Linked DNA regions of Homo sapiens: region 2 is linked to region 1. A link is a loop called in an ENCODE intact Hi-C map of the cell type or tissue named here. Cell type or tissue: PC-3. All regions are shown on one strand. Each heading gives the region's core, and the rest is flanking DNA. Links, peaks and the distances in the headings are about the cores only.

The links. A loop is a pair of places that touch in the nucleus more often than their neighbours do. Peaks named below come from ENCODE experiments on the same cell type or tissue, not always from the same donor. Only the 100,000 strongest peaks of a DNase experiment are listed, where the experiment ranks them.
Region 2: a loop joins it to region 1, with 3 times the contacts of the local background. A loop is called at or near these places in 1 of 110 quality-filtered maps.

Annotation. Positions count from the first base shown.
Region 1 is chr1:218,893,142-218,898,566 of GRCh38, reverse strand. No RefSeq gene overlaps it. Among named protein-coding and RNA genes, the nearest start is that of LINC01710, 23 kb to the left of the region's middle. In PC-3, for the core only: no CTCF peak of the experiment used is centred there; a DNase peak (open chromatin) is centred at 3,286; H3K4me3 peaks cover 267 bases; H3K27ac peaks cover 1,304 bases.
Region 2 is chr1:218,381,742-218,387,166 of GRCh38, reverse strand. All of the region lies in intron 1 of TGFB2 (transforming growth factor beta 2), which reads right to left. Among named protein-coding and RNA genes, the nearest start is that of TGFB2-AS1, 39 kb to the right of the region's middle. In PC-3, for the core only: a CTCF peak has its summit at 2,332; DNase peaks (open chromatin) are centred at 2,296, 3,336 and 3,886; H3K4me3 peaks cover 1,869 bases; H3K27ac peaks cover 4,000 bases.

The DNA of each region.
Region 1 (5,425 bases), core at 928-4,927:
CTATAAACTCAATTTATACAAAGTTGGAATGAACTACTGATCTAATGAAACTTGAGCTGAGCATCACTTACCAAGAAGTAACACAACCATTTTTTTTTGTTTTAAAACCTAGTGAGAACTTTTGAACAGACACCAAACCTGTATTTTTGAAAACCACTGAACCAGAATGAAACTAGAGCATCAGAATATTTTCTGAAATAAACTTGAACCAAATTGATATTTTATTTGGCCCAAATCCCTGGTTATGATAAAGTATGATCACATAACAGAACAAAGTTAAACAGCCCACCCAGAGCTTAAATATGTGGCCTTTCACTCATTAGTACCATGTTTCAAAAACTAAAACAACTGAAACTTAAACTAATCACTATAATAAGCATGAGTAGAGGGCTTAATGATCATTTTTCTCAAAAGGAAAGTCTGAATTTATAAAGATTCATGACTTACCCAAGATCATGTAGAATATCAAGGAAGAATTGGGATGTTTCAAACTCTGCTTTCCCTTGGGTTTTGCATAAGAAGAGGCAGGTTCAAAACTGTAACCTAATTCATATACAGTGATTAACTTGGGGAGTACTTCAAATAATTGGCATTGATATTTGCCAGTAGTAGAAGCTGTCAAAAAGAGAATTGCCATTCTCATTACCAAAGCTGGTTCTTTTTCCTCTAAGAACAATTCAAAATGCACATAGCAATTCCCGTTGTGTTGATTGGTATTATCTGTGCCCAAAATTTTAATGTTTCCACACTGGACTGACCTATGTATATCAGAATGTCACTATTCTCACTGCCTTGTGATTCACTGAACTGGAACCATGACCAAGTTTAACTAGAAAAGGTCTTAGGCAAGGGTTCCAGCCCAGAGACATCTCTTGGGGGGCTTCTGTGTGGACATGAGTTACATTTGCTACCACTCCTTTAATTTATTAAAGGAAATAAGGAGTCCTCTACATGACTTGGGCAAGTGACTATCTGTGTCTTATTTCTTATCAACTGTAATTACACACTGGGGATTTATTCTTCTCAGTATTTTTCTGCACATAATATTGAAAAGCAAAGGTTGCTTTTTAAAGATATGCATCTATGGCTGGGCGTGGTGGTGGACACCTGTAGTCCCAGCTACATGGGAGGGTGAGGCAGGAGAATGGCATGAACCCAGGAGGCGGAGCTTGCAGTGAGCGGAGATTGCACCACTGCACTCCAGCCTGGGGGAGAGAGCAAGACTCCGTCTCAAAAAAAAAAAAAAAAAAAAAAAAAAAAAGATATGTATCTACGGAAAACAACGTCCCAAGTTGCTTTAATAAACAAAGTGTGTTTTTTCTTCTCTGGGACACTTCAATGTGTAATATCAAAAGGATAGCTCTGATTACTTTTGCATCAACCTAATAATAAATCGCTTGACACTAAAACTGTTTCCAAGTAGGGGTTAATTATTTTATCTCATTTTATTTTATTTATTTTTTCAGCTGGAGTCTCGCTCTGTTGCCCAGGCTGGAGTGCAGTGGTGTGATTTCGGCTCACTGCAGCCTGTGCCCCCCGGTTCAAGCGATTCTTCTGCCTCAGCCTCCTGAGTAGCTGGGACTACATGCATGTGCCACGATGCCCAGCTAATTTTTGTATTTTTAGTAGAGGCAGAGTTTTGCCATGTTGGCCAGGCTAGTAGAGATGGGGTTTTGCCTTGTTGGCCAGGCTGGTTTTAAACTCCTGACCTCAAGTGATCTGCCTGCCTCAGCCTCCCAAATTGCTGGGATTACAGGCATGAGCCACTGCTCCCAGTGGGTTAATTATTTTAAATGGATGAGAGGTAAGCATTGATGCATCATTTTCTCTTTAATAACAGCTCATTTGCCAGTTTTCTCCTGGTAACTGCTGAACGGTTTTGCAGAAAGGTGTTTCAAACAGGCTTTAGTGAGCCTATGGATTATCTGTAGAAAAGCTGCAAAACTCTTTGGTGATGGAAAACAAACACTATCTAAGCTTGAACCTTACTTTGTATCAATGCAGTCATTAAAAATTCACTTAACATTTTTATTATGCCAATAGATCACAAGTCTAGATAATGGCACAGTAGAATGTATCCCGTTCTCTTCTGGTGCGCAAGTGTGATGTATTGCTAATCCTGTAAGACGTTTCAGGGCCATGTTTTATGGGTTTAATCCCCTAGGACAGCACCCTGGTACTTATATCAACTCACATGCAGGCAGTTTTACATGTGGCGCAAGTTATTGCCCATCTGAGTGCTGTGCCTTCAGGATTTCCCAAGCAGGGTCAATTGCATCCACTTGCTCTCCTTCCTTCTGTCTCCTAACTAGATGTCTACTACTAATAATTACTTTACCAATAGACGATGAATTTTCTATTGCTCGCCTAGGCAAGTATGCTTCCTATCGATTTGGGAGGTTGCCTGTTTAGTATATTGTGTGCTCATCCTGTTCTGTCTTTGCAGCACAACCATGGACTCGGGGGCCAATCTGTCATTAAACATAAGTAAAGAAGAAGATCTAGATCAATAGGATGGAAAATTCCTTTTCCCTACATCATATTCACTCATTCCACCTGCAGATTCTAAGCCAGCCATTCTTGGGACATAGTTCCTGTCTTAACAATAAGCATACAAAAACTAAAGCAAGTTACTGATTAAGGAGGAAATAGGTTTGGATAAAGGGTCATCTTGATTCTGTGCTTTACTTCTATGGCCTAGGCTCTCTGCCTGAGTTCCAATGCTCTTTTGCCTGATTTCTAAAATATTGCAATGCCCAAACTCCCAGAATGACGGTTACTGCTTTGACCTTTAAAATTGACCTTGTCCTTCATGATATATTAATCCTAACATGCACATTATTTAAACTTCCCACCCACCACTTGTTATTCCTGTGTATCTTACCTGCACCTGTCTCATCTGTTTCTGATACTTAACACTTCTCTGACTTCAGATGCATGGTTACACCTTCACACTGGAGGGCCTACCTACTAGGTCCAGACATCTACATCCATCATACCTACTGCTTTCTGAGACATGCCATGATTGTGTACCCCTCAAATTCAGCGTTTCAGCCTCCCTTGATCTCCAGACCCCTAAACTCCTAGTCTCAAATCAACCATAATTTTGTAGTAGTCAGTGCGAAGAGGGAAACATCAGGTTACAACAACACATACTAAGTAAATGAGATATAACGCTCATTGTAATATTTGCCTTTAAAATGAGTAAGCTTGTTAAGATAAATATATTTGTACTTGGTAGAATTTCAGCTGCAGTGATAAAAATAATTTTGGACATTTATAGGGAATGAATCCAGAGGCAAGGGACTGAGTCATTCTTAAACACCTATGCTTCATTCCTGAGTTTGGATCAGCCCTTGGCTACCAGCACTATCCACTCCCTGCCCTGTGCCAAAAAGACAAACAAGGGGTCCTATGGAAGCTGTATTTGCAGGGTTCCCAGGTTTTGATTCTTATTAAAATACAAAAAAAAAATACTCCTCAAAGAAGTGACTATTCAAATTTATATCTGCTTTTTGAGACTTGGATAGAGTTTCCGTTTATGTTCTCAAAGACAAGAGAAAAATAAGTAGATTTTACACTTAGGATGGGTGTAAAGATAAGAAGGGGTATAAACTGGAGAAGATGAGGCAACCAACAATAAGCTTAATCACCTTTGCAACTTTGCAGAGGGTTGGTTTGGGTTGCAGTAATAAATTATCTGGAAACAGTTAACCAAGTGTCATTCTGAATCTATCTAAGTCAGTGATTGAGGAAAGATGACTTAGAGATTCATAAGCATTGTGTAGAAAACTACTTTTCTGTCTTGTGATTGAGGAAAGATGACTTAGGGATTGATAAGCATTGTGTAGGAAACTACTTTTCTGTCCTTAGCATAGTTATGGCAATGGGAAATAGCTGGCAATCATTGCTTAAAAATTTATAGATCAAATATTTTTCCCCCACTTTCTAAAAGTATTTGTGTGTCATTTATAACATTGGACCTAGAGTTAACAATATTTATAGTGCATTTAAACATTTGTTAAGAAGGAAGATCTCATGTTAAGTGTTCTTATCACAGTTTTTAAAAATTAAAATAAAATAATAAAAATGCTTCTCGAATATACAGTTTGGTGGTATTCATTTTAGCTGCATTTGGACTAATACTCGAAATTAAATTCTGAGGTATAATATCTGGGATTTTTAATTTGGTTATCAACTTGAGATATTTAATAATTAAAGCACTATGCTTTGCTTCTCCTAATTGTTTTACTTTCTAATAAAATTCCCTATTTTGGACAAGTCTTTTCAATGTCAATTGCCCATTTATTTACCTTGCTTCTTTGAATACCAAACCTGGTTCTAAATGGCTTTTATTTTCTCTTGTTATTTCTTAGATTTCTACTGATTTGTAAGCATCAAGTAGTGTACTTACCCACTTTTGTCAAAAGGATATTGTCTTTCAGCTATACAGGCTTCTCTCTCTCTCTTTCACACACACACACACACACACACACACACACACACACAGAAATTATAAAATTATTGACAAAATTGCCAACAATCCTTAATTAACAGAGCCTGGTAGTACAACTATGTTAATGACATTATACACTCCCTGTATCAACTAACACAAGACACAAATATTGTTATATGCTTTATGCTATCACATATGGGTTAACATTAAGGTTTTTATTATAAAAATAATAATTTAGCTATTTTCCACTTATAGAGCCTTTCACATCACCCCATTTGACCCTCATTATAGCTCAGTGATATACAGAGGGCAAATTATTCTTCATATGCACAAGCGTGTGCATGAATATGCATGAATACACACACACACACACACACACACACACACAGAACAGATGGTCACCAACTTACAATGGTTTAACGTAGGATTGTTCAACTTTATGATGGTGTAAAAGTGATACACATTCAATAAACACTACACTTTAATTTTTGAATTGTGATATTTTCCCAGGCTAGCTATATGTGGTATAACACCTGCTTGCAAAGCTGGGCAGTGACAATGAACAGTTCCTGGTCAGCCACGTGATCACAAGGGTAAAAAACCTAGATTTTACAGTGTACGGTGTTGCCAGTGTTTTTTAGATATCCTGTTTTGTGTTTTCACATCCCATTATGTCTACAAAATGCTCATCTGCATACAGCATTCCACACTTGTTTATAAAATAGGCCTTATATTAGATGATTTTGCCCAATTATAGACTACTGTAAGTGTTCTAAGTACGTTTCATATAGGCTAGGCTTAGCTATAATACTGGGTAGGTTAGGTGTATTAAATGTATTTTCAACTTATGGCATCTTCAACTTACCGTGAGTTTATGAAGACATAAACCCACTATAAGTCTAGAAGCATCTGCATCTTGTCCAAGTTCATGCAATTAGATAATGGCAGTGCAGAAATTCAAATCCAGTT
Region 2 (5,425 bases), core at 655-4,654, 510 kb after region 1:
CCACCACACCCATGCCATGTCAGTCTTTCACCTAGAAACCTTTACATTTGGCAAATTCTATTCATCCTTGAAGGTCCAGCCTAGTGTCACCTCTTTTTAGAAGTGTCTCTGGCTCTTCCAGAGCACAATGAATTTCTCCATTCTTTGCATCCTGGCACTTATCATACTGTGTATTATAGTGGCCTCTTTAGGTGTTCACCTTGATAGACGGGAACAGCAAAAGAGCAGGGACTCACTTTATTTCTGTATCTTTAAAATATGATAATACTAGCATTTGCCTCTAAGAATTGCCATAAGGATTAAATAAGGTAATAAATATGAACATAGTAAGTACTCAGTAAACGTAAGCTTATATTATTAACAGAACATTGACAGCCAAAGAGGAAAGGGTGCACCTACTTTCAGAATCTGATGTCAATAAGACTTTTCTAGGCAGGAACATAGAAAAGGTCACAAATCTCAAGACAGGAGCAGTATCAAAAAGCTTGTGGATGGAAGCCCTCCCTTTCTCTGCCATCCAGAATCAAACAAACCAGAATGGCCCTGGGGTCTGCCTCTACTCCTCAGTTTGTAACTATTAGCATCAGGAACCTGTGGGCAGGCTTGAGCCTGATTCAGTAGGACACATCTTAGAAAGCCATTCTTGGAGTCATTAGTTTTGTTGGCCCATTAGATTACTTGATAAATCAGCTACACAAAGAGACTTCCAGTGATTTTCTAGGAGCAGTGCCTACATTTGAAAACAACTTACAAAGGGCTTTCTTCGACATAATCTCATTTTTAATGACATCTGGCAATCTCATATAAATGCTATCTTATTGATAGTGCCTACTAGGTTGGCTAGATAATTTCCAATCCCCACCATTCTCATTGTGTGAATGAAGAGACTGAGGTTTCCAGCAGGCAAGTCACTTGTGCAACAGTATACAGCTGAAACAGAAAGGTAGCTGGAAATTTGCAAATCAAGTCTATCTGATCCCAAGTCCACACTCTTTCCACTGTCCCGTGTCCCCACCTCTCCTGATAAAGATTTGTTCTGTAGTACTTAAAGGATGGGGTGGGGGTGATAAATCTCAGAACAGCCCAAGCTCAGTACAGTGAAGAGCCTTCAAACAGAGTTACCTACAAAAGGTTCAAGCAACATCCCTGCGAGTAGCCAGGATCTTATGACAGGATTCAAGGAGTAATGACAGAACTAGATGACCTTTAAAATGCAACCATGGGAGTCTCTCTGAACTTATTCTGGTTTGGGGGAAAAGGCTGGGGGAGAGGCTGCCCAATTAAGAAAAAATAAAAATAAAAACAAAATAAAATGCAACAACTGTGACAACCTGTGACACTGAGGCTTATTAGAGAAGTCTAGTTCTAACAGCTTAATTCTTCAGTTTTCCTCCAAGGGGAAAGATGGGAAAGGAGCCAGACAGCACTGAGTTCAGAGACTGAGCTTATGAAAAGCCTAATTTTGGTTTTGAAGGACACACTAGGAGGCCCCTGCTATGCTCCATCTCATGAGCCCCTCACCAGCCAAAGACACCCTCTGTGTGTGATCCTCTGCAGCTATGTGAGAAGATCTTGGTCTTAGTCTTGACATGGGGTCATGTTAAAACCCTTCAGCAAAAAATCTCCCAAATATCATGGCTAAAGGGATAAAGGGGCTTATACACCAAGGATGGCCACTTCTTAGCAGGAATTCTCATTTTCCTCTGAAGTCGTGTTACTTTGGGGAAGGCCCAAAACCTCTGTGCTCTGTGAACCGGTGATCACAGGCTTTCGTCAAGCTCAAATACGATAATGCATGTCCACGTCCTTTTGTTAAATGCAAAATGATAAGTACAAGGTGGCATCACTGTACTTCAACTTATTCTTAATTATCATTGAATAACAATATGCTGTCCACATATTCCAGAGGTCATTCAGAAACACCAAGCATTTGCTTACATTATCTTATCTAATTCTACTCTACCCTTCTAAACAACTTTTGAGGTACATCTCCCTTTTGCAGATAAGGAAACTGAGGCTCAGAGCTACCAACCAGAAAGTACCAGTAAGAGAGGGGGAAAAAATAGAATCAAACCCAGATCCTACCTCCTAACAGGTGTTCCTCCCACTCACCACACCCATCCCAAACATGGGAAGGGTTCACTCTGGTTTCAATGCATATAATAATACGAGCCATCTGCCGGGTGGTTATGTGACATCATTGTGGCATCGGCCTTAGGAATAATAACTGCACAGGCTGCAATGTGCTCTGGGGGCAGCCTCTGAAGCATCTGCAGCCACTTTGTCCTCAACTGTCAGAGACAATCGGGCTTCACTGAACCTCCTCCTGCCATGAGTCATCCCCCACGTTTCATGTTAACCATCCATTCTCAGCAGATTTGAATTCTGCCTTCTGTCCTTTTCTGGTGAGACTCTAGGGGTGTGAATGGACTGTCCATAGCCCCTGAGTTTAAGGAAAAATGAGATGAAGCAAACGTATGTTAAATCCACTGCCTGGAAAGCCAGCCTCTCTCAATATGTACAGGGCCAAGAATAACAGCAGCTGGGTCTGACCTGGATTATCTCGTTTAAGCCTCACAAGAACTCTGCGAGGTAGATACTGTTTTCATTTCCATTTTGCAGATGAGGAGACTAAGGCTTATGAGGATTAAATAATTTATCTAAGGTCACACAGCTAATAAGTGGTACAGCCAGAGCGGAAGTGACTTGTAATGAACCACTTTTAGTACTTTATTTTAAAAGGTAAGATAGCCTCTTATTATACATAATCTGTCTTATAACACATAATAGTATAGGAAGCATTTAACATGCTTGTTTTTCTAAGGCTTTCAAATATCCCACATACCTGCTAACGCTTTTTCCACCACGATATTCCAAATTATTCTAACTCCATTCCTACATACATAGCTACTTTAATTATCTACCTGAAAATGATTATAACTTTTAACCCAATAAAATAATGAGTGACAAGACAGTTATTAAAAATAAAACCCATAACCAATGCATTCAAAATACTTATGCTATTTAATTCCTTTTTTTTTTTCTTTTTAATGAATCAAGATGTTCTAGAAGAGGAGAGGGGGGAATATCTGTGACCTTATATTATTTAAATAAATCTTAAAAATACTTTCTCTGTATCTCATTTTCACAGAACTGTTAAAACAACCACAAAATCGTCATAAATGACAAACTCTGTGACGTGGAAAGGAAGGAAAGGGAGGAGGAAAAGCATTCTTGTGTTGTTTCACAATTATTTTCGGGATCCCGAATGTGGTGCTTTTTTGTCAGTACATGTTTACTCTCTACCTTTCTAGATGGGGAAATCCAAAGCCAATATTTCTTAGTCTAAAATGCCTTTCATGGAAAGTTTTTCCAAAGCCTGTGGTTGATTTTATTGCAATCTGTAACCCATCGAAACCTGACTCATGGGATATATAATCAAATCTCGCAAGTCCTTCGCCACGTAGCTGTGTGAAAATCCTTCAGTAAAAAAACTCACAAACAGTATGGCTGAAGGGACAAAGGGCTTCTGCAAGGACTGCCATTTCTTGCTAGGACTTTCTGCCTGTGAAGCCACTTGAGGGCTGTGTGACAATGAACACCTGAGGACACTCTCCCTCTCCCCCACACCCCCCACATACACACACTTCTCATGCACCTGCTTTCCCAACAAAGAAAATGAAAAATGACTTCTGAAGGGCAAATTAGCAGCCCTATTATTGCATTTTAAAATGGTCTTGTGTTTTTCTAAAGGCAGATTCATATTTGCAATAGACTATACATTAAAAAGGACACATGCTTTCCAGCTTTGAATTTTGGACCCTCCTAAAAAAATAAAGGTCACTTGCAAATTCCTGTAGAATTATGCATTGACAAAACAGAGGTTTCAGATTCTGTCTAAATGTGGCTCCATTCGAGCTCATAGTCTTCTAATTAAACCCCTGGTTGCATCATAAATCCAGTCCTAGGGCCTTGCTGTAATATCCAAGGGCAGAATACAAAAGCTTAAGACTCCATCACATAGGTTTCTTTCCTCTTCGTTGGGAATTGCCTTTCTTTTTAACTTTATCCTCCCTTGAAACCTTTCCTTATCACCTAGTGTTTAATTTAAAAACTCAAATATTTTCAAGAAGACTCCAAAAAGAATTTACAGTAGGCTAGTGTCATAAAACAATCTTCTTACCCCCATGAACATTTATTTTCAAAATTTGAGATGAGTAGCCAAAAGAGAAACACCACCTCATACCTCCATATAGACCACCAGTGCTTAAAATTGAATACTCATGAAAGACTAGAACTCCTACGGGAAGTAGAAGTGGCATTTGAAGGTGATCTTAGTGATTGTGTTGGGAGCAGAAGTTTGTGACTTTAGTCCTTGTTTTCCTAGTCCTGACTTTTTTACCCAGAGACTGGCCGATTCATCACAAGCAAATCACTCCATCTCTCTTCTACTTTAAGATTTCAAGTGATAGAAAATCATCCCTTGAATTCAGTTCCTATGTGTCCAAATGTCCAGTGGGACATGGTGGTACTGTGAAGTAAGTAGAGAAAAAAAAATCTCACTTTCCACAAAACAAATTTATTATTTCTGAATAATCTATGAATACTTTAATTCAGAAGTATGATCAACTGCTTAAAAATAAGTCACTTTATCAGTCTCACATCAGCGAGCGCCTGGATGAATCAGTGGTCCTGCTCAAGCGTGTGTATGTGTCTTGGGGCACCTATTACTCCACTGGGGTGACTGTTCTTCCACTGACAGCACTAACCAAAGAGCTTCACTTCACACCTTTGCTTTTATAATTTTCCGCCTTCAGCTAAAAACATTGATTTTTGGGTGAGACTCAACCAAAGCTACAGTCCCCAAAAGCAAAGGTACCAGTAGCTGATTAAGAGCTCTTGCCAGGGGCCTCTGGGCAAGATATTTTTTCTACTTATATTTCCAGCTTCCTTGGAAGACAGCTTTGAGCACTGCAGGAGGTGGGGAGGGGGATGTAAAGAGTGGTTTCCAATGCTATAGCTTAATTTTCACAAAAATACTTCATAAAATTTTTTTTTTCAGTTGAGTTGAGGGCTTTAATGGTGGCCTCCATCTGGTAAGGGCAGCAAAGAACTAGGGCTAGATTTCACCCTCTCTTTCTGCTGACCTGCAGGAATCCCCTTAAAATTTATTCATCAGATGGAGAGATGATGAAAGTAAAACATAAGACATTGCACATGTGCTTCTCTGGCAACTACTAATTTCTTCAATTTAAAAATAAATCTTCCCTGCTCCAGCCTACAACTGCCCCATTGTGTGCATAGGCACGCGCGTGTGCACACACACACACACACCCCTACACACACACCTAGTAGCACTATCTCATCTACTACCTCTGTTTATTCACACACAGGATTCAGTACAAGCTACCTGGAGCTCTGCCTC